2 separate regions of the Mus musculus genome follow, and region 1 is linked to region 2. Evidence: chromatin loops called from intact Hi-C (ENCODE). Cell type or tissue: gastrocnemius. All regions are shown on one strand. Links, peaks and the distances in the headings refer to the core of each region. The heading gives the core; the rest is flanking DNA.

Region 1 (5,374 bases), core at 322-5,321, 210 kb before region 2:
GATAGATGTGATGGATGCCTGGGGGATGGGGTGTGTATGGGGGTGGGGTGAGGGTGAGGCCTGCATCTCAAAGGTTTCAGAGGTTGGTAATCACGCTTTGGGGTCCTGTGTTCTACACACATCCTATCACCATACCTTAGTCATGGGGCAAATCCTCGAGGCAAGAGCTGCTGGGAAATGCTAACCAGCAGTGGGCCTCCCCATGATCCTGTCATGAGGTGCAGAGAAAGGTGTTGTCATGGGTGTCTCCGTGCGTGCCACAGGGCCTGTGTGGAGTTTGTTCTTCTTTTCCACCTTTGTGTGGGTTCCGAGGTACTTAGCTTAGGTACCAGGCTTGCATGGTAAGTGCCTTTATCAATGGGGCCATCTTGCCAGCCCTTCCCCACCTTGTTTTTGGAGGCAGGGTCTCTCGAAGGAGACCGTCCCTTCTGCTAGGCTACCTGGCCCTAGGGGTTCAATTGTCACCACCTGCCCAGGCCTGAGACTACAAGACTGTGCCACCACACCTAGCCTTTACTGGGCTGTAGAAGCTTAACCCATGCTCTTGGGCGTTCATGACAGGCAGCTGACTGCCCGAGCCATCTCCCCTGCTCCTGCCCCCCCAGGCACCACAGAAGAGCATAAAGTTTGGACTCTGGGACACAACACATTCCTCACCCCCTGGAGGAGCCTGTGCCATATGGTTTCAGGATCGCATCTAACCATGACTGCCAACTTCAGGAGGCCCCACTTGGCCGGTCTCTGGCTTGGGCTATGCCGTATGGCTGGATAATGCAATAGACACATGTGGGGCCTTTGCATTATCAACAGTAACAGATTAGAGCCAACAACGCTTATTTTAAAATTTCTTCTCTGGGGTATTGTCATCAGGGTTAGGGTAGACATTAATTAATATTTTGCTGATTATGTAAGAAGCCACATGTGGGGACTCAGATCGCTTTTGGCTGGAGACTCTGACTCCCAGCAGCTCTTGCACCAGACGAGGGTAAGGTTTGTGGATGAAGATGAGGAGGGTGGACTTGATCTTGAGGCCACGAGGGGCCATGCAAGAGGTTATATCAGGAGAGAGCCCTGAACAGCATTTAATGCAAATTAAATACAAGGTGGCAGTCAGGCAGAGTCTATGCTGTGATCTGGACAATGTTTGGGAGATCCCAACATGAACCACAGCAACGGGGAGTAACGATCGTCACACTTAAAACGCTGGTCCCGTTTCTCCACCCATTGCCGTCTTTCCTACGTATGCTGCCATGTCTAGGGCACGTTCTTCTTTTAAAAGCACATATTTTTCCCTTACTTAAATATTTATTTTTGAGACAGGCTCTCAGGTCGGCACTGAATGCTCCAAAAAGTATAATGTGGTGTTGAACTCCTAGTCTCCTGACTACATTGCTCGTGTGTGTGTGTCCACCCCAGCTAACCTAGGGGTTTGTGCATGCTAGCCTGAACAAACCCTCTACCAACCAAGTTATCTCCCTAGCCCCAAGTGAGTTTGGTTTCTAGATTGTGTGTGTGTGTGTGTTGTTGTTGTTGTTGTTGTTGTTGTTGCTCTTGGAGATCAGAGGAGGAAATCCGATGCCCTGGAACTGGAGTTACATATGGTTACATGCTGCCAAGTGGGTCCTGGGAACTGGACTCCAGTCCTTTGGCAGAACCAAAAGTAGTCTTAGATACAGAGTGGTCTCTTCAGCCCAAGAATTTAGCTTTTAAAGGAAATCGCCTCACTCCATTGTGCACAACATCCCAGCTGGGGCTTTGCTGCCACTAAGAGACCCCAGATTCTCAGCAGCTTGTTAGGGGTGCTGGTAGCTGTCCTAGAACTCCTTCCTGGCCCTTCAGCCTCAGCCTCTGAAATGTTGGGGTCACAGAAGAGCACCCACACCCACTGTATGACTGGCTGGTCCTGGGATGGGCCACGTCTGTTTGTGTGTCATCCACCCCTGTTCAGCCGCAGACTCAGGAGCACAACTCCATCAAGCCATTGCTGCTACAGAGAGAAAAGAGTCAGACCCAAGGATGGCTTCCGAAGATCCTGTTCAGAAGTTCAGCTCACCTAGTAAAAATCTCCTGTGCCACGCCATCTACTACATGGTCTGCGATGGGAGCCGGGCTCTTGGCCTGTTGTAGTGTTATGTCTTCATTGGATCAGCCTTGTTCACTTGCAGGGATCTATCCTTATCAGGCCCGGGAACCTCAGACATTCCCTAGGAGAAGTGGGCGGGGGAGCTTCTCAGCCCCTCTTCCCATGCGAGTGTGTGTGAGAGTGAGTGAGTGAGTGAGTGAGTGAGTGAGAGTGAGTGAGTGAGTGAGTGAGTGAGTGAGTGAGTGAGTGAGTGAGTGAGTGAGTGAGTGTGCTGTGGTGTGCGCCCTGAGCTGGGCCCACCCGAAGTTCCCGCGTGAACGAACATCGATCGGGTGGGCATTTGCGGAACGATACTGCGGTCCATGAGCAGTTCCAGGCGCGCCCGCCAGGTGTCGCCCCTTCCCAGCGGTCGGAAGGCGCTGCTGAGCGGGCGGGTACCAGGGAGCCGGTGACGCACTGTTTGAACCAAGCTCATCCAGTCGGTCGGTCTCCCAGGTTAGGTTGCTTCTGAAGCCTTGATGCTCACGAGCCGCCCAGCATTTCTACGCGCCTCGTGTTGTATAGATGGGAAGTGAGGTTGAGGGAGTTGTAGAGCCTCAGGGGTCCCAGCTAGTAAATGGGAGACAGAATTCCACCTCGGACTGAGTCAGACACACGAAGAGTTCTGACACCCAGCAGGAGGCAGTAGGATCCATGTTATTTTAATAGGTACTCCGTCTCAGACAGACACTAGGCAAAAACAAACAAACAAACACCTGGGAGACTTCAAAAGTTTGTTGTTGTTTTTTTTTAGTCACTTAACTCTACTTTGAAAATCATTATTATTTTGATTTAGAAATCTCTAGGAGGTTGAGGCATGAGAATCAAGAGTTGAAGGTCAGCTTGATCTTCATAGAAGACATCCTTGGCTCCAAGGAGGAGGAAGAGGAGAAGGAGGAGGAGGGGGAGGGGGGAGGGGGAGGGGGGAGGAGAGGAGAAGGAGGAAGAGGAGGAAAACTACCCACTCTCAGGTCTTGAGGCAGTGCCTTCCTGACAATGATGTTATTCTTATTTCTCTTTGAAATCTTCATGGGCTGGCAAGATAGCTCAGTAGGTAAAGGTGCTTGCTGCCAACCTGGACAAACTTGATCCCAGGGATACACATGGTAGAAAGAGACTGCTTCTGCAAGCTGACCTTCACAAACATGCTGTGGTGTGAGTGTGCATACATACATACACACAAATAAATAAATAAATAAAAGAATGTCATTTCTTTAAAATTGTTTTTTTCTTCTTCTTCTGGTTTTTCCAGACAAGGTTTCTCTGTGCAACAGCCCTGGCTGTGCTGGAACCTGCCGATTTGTAGACCAGACTGACCTCGAACTCACAGAGATCCTCTTGCCTCTGCCTCCTGAGTGCTGGGATTAAAGGCATGCACCACCATGCCTGGCGTAATCTTTTAATCTTAAAATAAATCAGCTAAGAAATGAACACATATGGGAAAATGTTGTAATAGGAAACTGAGACCAGGGTGGGGGGGTGTTGACTTTGTAGTGCATGGCTCCTACGTGTAGAGTCACAACTCTACCCTAGACTGAGTTAGAGGGCTAGGACTCGGCTGCCTAAAGAGAGTGGGTTGTTCTCTGCGTCTGCTGACTGCCAGACCCGGTACCTCTCCTCCACCTCCCCTCCTGCAAACCCTCGTGGTCACTGTGTCTCAGGGATTGTTGCTGAGAGAGCCAGGAGGTAGGTGCTAGGCACGTGAGCAGATTCCTGTCCTCCCTGTTGCTCCACACCCTGTTCTGAGCAAGTTTGTTTTCTTTTTCCCCCTCTTAACAATGCACCTTGGTGATCCCTCCAGACCAACACCAGGAAAACGTGCTTCACACATTCCACAGTGCGAACATAAACTTGAACCTCGATGGGTGCCTGGCCATAGCTGTTTCTAAGCTTTGTAGCTAATAAACACCACACAATTATCGCCTGTGCGCTCAAGCCACTGCTCTGTTCCCTCTGATGCACTCCTAGAGACTCTGCTGTCCGTCACAGGACACAGGCTTTTGAAACTTCCACAATGATTGTCTAAATGTTTAAGGTTGAACCTACTCAGAGACATTCAGCCCAGATGCCAGGGAGGCCCTGGTTTTTCCTGCCTGGAGCCCGGGCCCACTACAGTCAGGCTCTATCTCCACCTGGCCAGTAGAGGACATAACTGTCCACAAGGTCTAGCCTGGAGCACTCATCATTTTATGTTAGGGCTTGAGTTTTAAAGTGCGTGTCCAGGATCAGTGAGGCGGCTCAACGGGTGAAGCAGCTTGCCACCAAGCCTGATGACTTGAGTTCGATTCCCTGGACCTGTATGGTGGAAGGAGAGAACAGACTCATTTGACAACACACACACACACACACACACACACACACACACACACCATGGCCTGCACATGCCCCTTCCCGGCCAAATAAATTTGAAAACATACTCTCTAAGAGATGCATGTGTGGGCCATTTGCCTTGCTTTTCTGTAGAGAGGCGAGTGTTTTGTTTATTCGTTTGTTTTCCCTATTTCTCTACTTCTAGCGAACAGTTGTATTTCTGACGGCTTGGCAGGATTGCTTCTTAAATGTTTATTTTAAGACAGGAGCTTGCTCTGTAGCCCAAGGGCTGACATGACAGGTGTGTGTTTACTCGGGGCTGGGGGGGTCTTTACTAGGGCTGAGGGAGTGCAGAGTTTGGCATCACATATGTTAGCAATGTACATGTTTTAAGCATATGTATGAAACAAAGACAGAACCCTCACGGGCCATGGCGGTTCACCCTCTCTTCTCTAAGTGTGCCTTTGCACTAAACTTATTTATTGTCTGTTTAAGGATTTTTAGTGGTGTAACAGGAAAGTCAGAAGTCCAAGGTCATCCTTGAGGACATAGCAAGATGGACCACGACAAGTCGCCCTGACGAACACAGCATCTGATCCACACCACCCTCCACGGGGTCTGACGAACACAGCATCTGATCCACACCACCCTGCACGCCGTCTGACGAACACAGCATCTGATCCACACCACCCTCCACGGGGTCTTTTTGTTTGTTTGTTTGGGTTTTTTTGTTTTTGTTTCGAGACAGGGTTTCTCGGTATAGCCCTGGCTGTCCTGGAACTCACTCTGTAAACCAGGCTGGCCTCGAACTCAGAAATCCGCCTGCCTCTGCCTCCCGAGTACTGGAATTAAAGGCGTGCGCCACCACGCCCGGCCCTCCATGCGATCTTAAGAAGATCCTGCCAACAAGACCAACCACCCGCTCCAGCTCCATTTTACAGA
Region 2 (5,374 bases), core at 235-5,234:
GAGGCTTCTCAGGTGATTGCGGTGGGAGCATGGTAGACCCCACTCCAGCCATAAGGACCCAGCGGTCACCCTGCAAGCTGGGGAGGCAACCCCTCCACCCCGTGCACTTGAATGGGCTGGGATCACCAGCCTCTCTCCGGTGAGACCCTTTTGAGGACGCCCAGGGCAACTCTTGGGGCCCACCCTTCTGCCACTCCTAGGTGGGCCACTCAAGCAGGAGCTGCCAACCTGTCAGGGGCTGACCCCCGACCCATTGACCCCAGCCCTGGCCCCGGCAAGCTGGCGGGGTGTTGCTCAACCTTCGGTGTTATCTGCTGAGCTGGGGTGACCTCCGCCCCCAAGAGCTGGAGAAATGACATCTCCCTGTGCCCTTGGGGGTGGGGGGCAGGGAGGGAAAGGGTAAGACGCTAGCCCTGCCTGCCTGCGGCTTTCTGGCCTTCCCAGCAGCCTCTGGGCCAGGAAGGGATCAGGGCCCAGAGAGGCGTGGTGACATCCCCAGGGCCACCCAGCCAGGCCTGGCTGTAAAGTGGGACGTTGGGGCTTCACTAACGGGCCCTCCCTTCTCCAACACTGGTGACTATTCTTCCCTGCCTGTAGGTCGCCATGCACGCACGTATTCTTTCCCTCAGTTTCCCCTCAGACTGGGCTCCAGGAAGGCAGAGAGTGAGCACACTATCTGTTCCCTCAACCCTGCTCCAGGAGCCCAGTCCTGGGTCCCTGGCCCCCAACACTCCTGACCTGAAAGCCCATCTCACCTGGCCTGTCATCCTTCTGTCCCTGCTGCCCACCCCCATGTCAGCCCCTCCAGGGAGGGATCTGTCTATCTATCTGTCTGTCTGTCTGTCTGTCTATCTATCTATCTACTGTGCACCACAACTTGCATGTGAAGGTCAGAACTTGGGGTTCGCTGACTGTCACAGGTCTCTCCTGGCAGATGGGTCCTGGGTATTGAACTCAGGTCTTCAGGCTTGGTAGTAACTACCTTAAACCACTGAGCCATCTCCATGGCCCAACTTCTCTCTTTACTCTCGTTGTTTTGGCTGGGTGTGGCCTTGGGGCAAACTGGCTCTGTGCCTTAGCTTCCTGCCAACATTTCAGGGTTCTGGGGAGACACAGCAAGACCTGGGGAGGGTTATTCAGTACCGCGAGCATCTGCTGTGTGACCTTAGCCGGCCCTCTGCTGTCTCTGAGCCATATTTTATACTCGTTTGATCCCCCTGATAATTTGTGGGAGGTGAGCCATACTGTTTGCGATCACAGGTTAGGAGACCGGGGCTCAGGAGATCTAAGAGTCAGCTCAGGGTCGTCACACTGAAGCAATGGCGGTGGAGAAAGTCTCCCAAGCCTTGGGGTTATAATCAGCTCTAACAGTAAACTTGAGTCTAGAGAAAGGTGACTTGGGTCACACGGGGACTCAAGGGGTGACTCAGGCCCTGGAGACCAGACTCCACCTCATCACAGAGCTTGGCGCTCTGGCCTCCAGATTGGGCTAGCTGGCCCCATGGCAGCCTCCCTGCCAGGCTCACCCACCCACGGCTGACCCAGCTGTCCCACGGGGAGGCCAGAGGATCGTTGTTCTCCCCAGGTTCTTTGCTCAATAGGCCATGCCTGTCACCTCGCTGTGGCTGCCAGCCCTCCCTCAGGGCTCTGAGGCCCCACCAGGCCCGAGCAGCTGGCACAGCCCTATCCAGACCCAGTTCCTTCCCTGCTTCCTGTCCCAACCTCATGTTTGGAGGAACCTGGGCTGCAAAGGTCTCTGGTGTGGCCAGACCAACCAAGAATGGGTTAGCTCAGCACTACTGCGGTGTGCTTGGTGTGCCTGGTGTGCCTCTTTTCTTTCCTCTTCTCTTCTCTTCTCTTCTCTTCTCTTCTCTTCTCTTCTCTTCTCTTCTCTTCTCTTCTCTTCTCTTCTCTTCTTTTCTTTTCTTGTGACAGTGCTGTAGTCGGGAGACCCTGGCCTTGCCCACACTGGCCACAGCTCTGCCAGCAAGCTACACCCCAGCCCTCTTTTTTATTCTTTTGAGACAGGGTGTTGACAAGTTGCCCAGGCTGGCCTTGATCCTCCTACTTCAACCTCCAGAGCAGCTGGAATCACAGGCCTGTGCTACCAGACCCCAGCTGTCCCTTTAAAGTGAATTCATTCCTAATGTGTAAAAACCAGAGACTTCACACCGCGCTTCCAATTTCCAGTTCTTCCTCTGAACTTGGGTCCCTGAACTGGCCTCTCTGGTGTGGTAGCTGTGGCTGTGATGGTTGCTAAGGCATTTCCAGTATGGGTTGTATACACTCTGCTGTGGGAGGACTTAGCCCATCTGCAGGAGGAGGAGGAGGCTGAAGCTGAAGCTGAGCCCCCTCCTCCCCACCCTCACCCCCAGCCTGCAAGCAGCAGCTGTGACTCAGTACAGATGGGACAGCCAGGGACCCTCCTTACAAGGGTGCTCCAGCCATTTCTGTGACCCTTCAGCATATAGCATAGGGATGTGGGATATCCTGTCTCTGGGCCCTGTTGGCCTTCTCCTGACAGGTAGGGGTGACTCACCTCCCTACAGCCCCACACAGGGCTTAAGGTGGCAAAGCCTTAGAAATGCTACTCAGCAGGCTGTTGAGGACAGCCCTCAGTGGCTCACAACTTCTCCCAGAGCCCGTGCACCACGCCTGAGCTTTGCTGGGGGGTAGAGCACTTTGTTTCATTCCCAACTAAGGGAAATAAGCAGAGAGGGAAACCACCAGGCCTCCTCTCTCAGGCCTCAGTTTCCCCAGTGTGATCAACAGTCTTCAGTCCGAGATTGGCCTCCTCCGCATACCAGCTGTCTGTGAAACTTGCCTGTGTGCATGCTGCCATCTCGTGGCAGGGCCTGGGACTGCAGGAGTGACTTGAGTATCTTTTTGAGTAGTAGAGCCTGGCACTGTGGGACATGAGCATGCCACAAGAGGTACAGCTGTCCACGGGATGGGAAGAGGCTCTCAGCCTTCGTGTAGCCGTCCATCAAACTTTTTTAACTAGTTCAGATGCTAGAGACACAGGACATAGGGAAGACACTGGGTCGCTGCTGGGGGGCGGGGGGGGGAGGTCTGAATATTGAGCGTTGCAGATGGGAGTGGAGAGAGGCACAGCCGGTAGGTCTATACCAAGCAGTGAGCCCAGACAAAGGCTGCGCCCCTGCAGTGTTCTGTTAGAGGCCATATCACCAACAGCCTTGCTGACCATCAAAGACATAACATAACCAGCTGTAATGAGGGACAGGAGACAGGATAGACCCTCTAAGGGGACCCCTCTGGCTCCCAGTGGGATGTGGTCTGTGGCACAGGCCAGGGAGGGAGAGACATTCAGGAGTCAGGGAGGACCTGACCAGGACTCTACTGGACAGGAGACCATCATGATTCCCTGACACAGCGAGCACAGTGGCCTGCTGTGTCTCTGGGGTCCAAATCCATGGCCAGAAAAGGTTTGGTGAATGACTACACAAAGGTCGAGCTCCTTTGTCTGTTGGTGGGAGATTCTTGTTCCTCTTAGTGGCTTTTCGTAGCTGAGGCAGGGGGATTGCTTTGGGTTTTCAAGGCCAGCCTTAGCTACTACATAGTGAGACCCTGGTCAAAAGACAAAATGTGTGTGTGTGTGTGTGTGTGTGTGTGTGTGTGTGTGTGTGAGAGAGAGAGAGAGAGAGAGAGAGAGAGAGAGAGCATCCCTCCACTGGATTCGATAGTGTGCAAATACAATGTTCCATGAGGAAGCCATCTTGTCACAGAGCCCAGACTGCCTCTCACCTCCCTCCAGGGTCTTCTGAGATCATCTGGGGTCCATGTCTCCTGCGTAGCGTCCATATCTTCCTGTGCCACTATCCCTGTCCTGACGCAGTTCTTTTCTTCTAAAGCACTCACTGGAGAATGAGTGAGCCCCAGTGCCTATGTCATAGCAAGTTTGCAACCTCTTTGCAAAGCATGAGAGAGAAATGACCTCATTAAGTAACTGCATGGTGACTCGGGCCTGTGATCCCAGGAGGTGGTCACAGAAGGCTCAAGTTCAAGGTTTCAGCACATGGTGGCACACATCTTTAACACCAGAACTCTCTGAGTTCAAGACCAGCCTGGCCTATAATAGTGAAATCCTGACTCAATAAATAAATAAATAAATAATAAATAAATAAATAAAATAATCTTTTGCTATCTCTGGCCTAGAAATACCAGTTCATTTGCAAAGACTCAGAGACAGGTGGACACGCACCAGCGCTAGTGACATCACAGGGGTGTGGTCCCTGCAGAGAATGTACAAGAATGAGGTGGCTTTGTGGGGGAGGACTGGGGCAGTGCTGTCTGACAGAACTTTCTGGTATGCCTGGAACAGCCTCTCCCTGTGTCACAGCAGCCACATGTGGCTCCCAGGGACCTGGCTTGTGCCACTGAGAACATTTCTACGGCATTCTTGTTTGTTTTTGAGACAGTCCCATGTGGCCCAGGGCAGCCTTGACCTCCTTTGCCTCCACTGGGATGGCAGGTGTGAGCCACCACACTTAGCTTGAAGTTTAATATTTAAGTTCTCTCCTGTGCTGGTGACCTCTGTACTGAGTAGCAATGGTCCAGAGTTATCTGTACATTCTAGTGTTCCGTTTTTGTTTTGTTTTAGTGCGTGGTGTGGGTGTTTTGCCTACATGATTGTCTGCATGCCTGGTGTCTGCAGAGGTCAGAAGAGGGTGTCAAATTCCTTGCAGCTAGAGTTACAGATAGTTGTGAGTCACTATACAGGTGCTGGGAATCGAACTAGGTCCTCTGAAAAAGCAGCCAGTACTCTAAACACCTTAGTTAGGGTTTTGCTGCTGTGAACAGACACCATGATCGAGGCAGCTCTTATAAAGGGCAACATTTAATTGGGGCTGCCTTATAGGTTTAGAGGTTCAGTCCGTTATCATCAGAGCGGGAGCATAGCAGCATCCAGGCAGGCATGGTGCAGGAGGAGCTGAGAGTTCTACATCTTCATCTGAAGGCTGCTAGCAGAATACTGACTGGCTTCTAGGCAGCTAGGATGAGGGTCTTTAAGCCCACACCAACAGGGTCACACCTACTCCAACAGGGTCACACCTCCATATAGTGCCACTCCCTGAGTCAAGCACATACAAACCATCACACTTATCCACTGAGCCCCTCTATGATCTCATGTTAGTTGAAGAAAAAAACACTAAGGTGGAAACCTGCTGTAGTTTTGGGGGAGGGTGGAGGCTCCTGCTCTAAATGAGAGACATTAGAAAGTTGGAGCTGGGGCTGGAGAGATGGCTCAGTGGTTAAGAGCACCGACTGCTCTTCCGAAGGCCCAGAGTTCAAATCCTAGCAACCACATGGTGGCTCACAGCCATCCGTAATGAGATCTGACGCCCTCTTCTGG

What was found. Hi-C counts contacts between places; a loop is a spot of excess contacts. Peaks named below come from ENCODE experiments on the same cell type or tissue, not always from the same donor. Only the 100,000 strongest peaks of a DNase experiment are listed, where the experiment ranks them.
Region 1: it touches region 2 in a loop (15-fold over the local background); 42 of 42 quality-filtered maps call a loop at or near these places.

The regions. Positions count from the first base shown.
Region 1 is chr2:167,892,375-167,897,748 of GRCm38, reverse strand. No RefSeq gene overlaps it. Among named protein-coding and RNA genes, the nearest start is that of Gm33033, 17 kb to the right of the region's middle. In gastrocnemius, for the core only: a CTCF peak has its summit at 2,471; DNase peaks (open chromatin) are centred at 678 and 2,486; H3K4me3 peaks cover 500 bases.
Region 2 is chr2:167,682,799-167,688,172 of GRCm38, reverse strand. No RefSeq gene overlaps it. Among named protein-coding and RNA genes, the nearest start is that of Cebpb, 3.4 kb to the left of the region's middle. In gastrocnemius, for the core only: a CTCF peak has its summit at 2,848 (motif pointing left); DNase peaks (open chromatin) are centred at 268, 1,572 and 2,844; H3K4me3 peaks cover 167 bases; H3K27ac peaks cover 2,309 bases.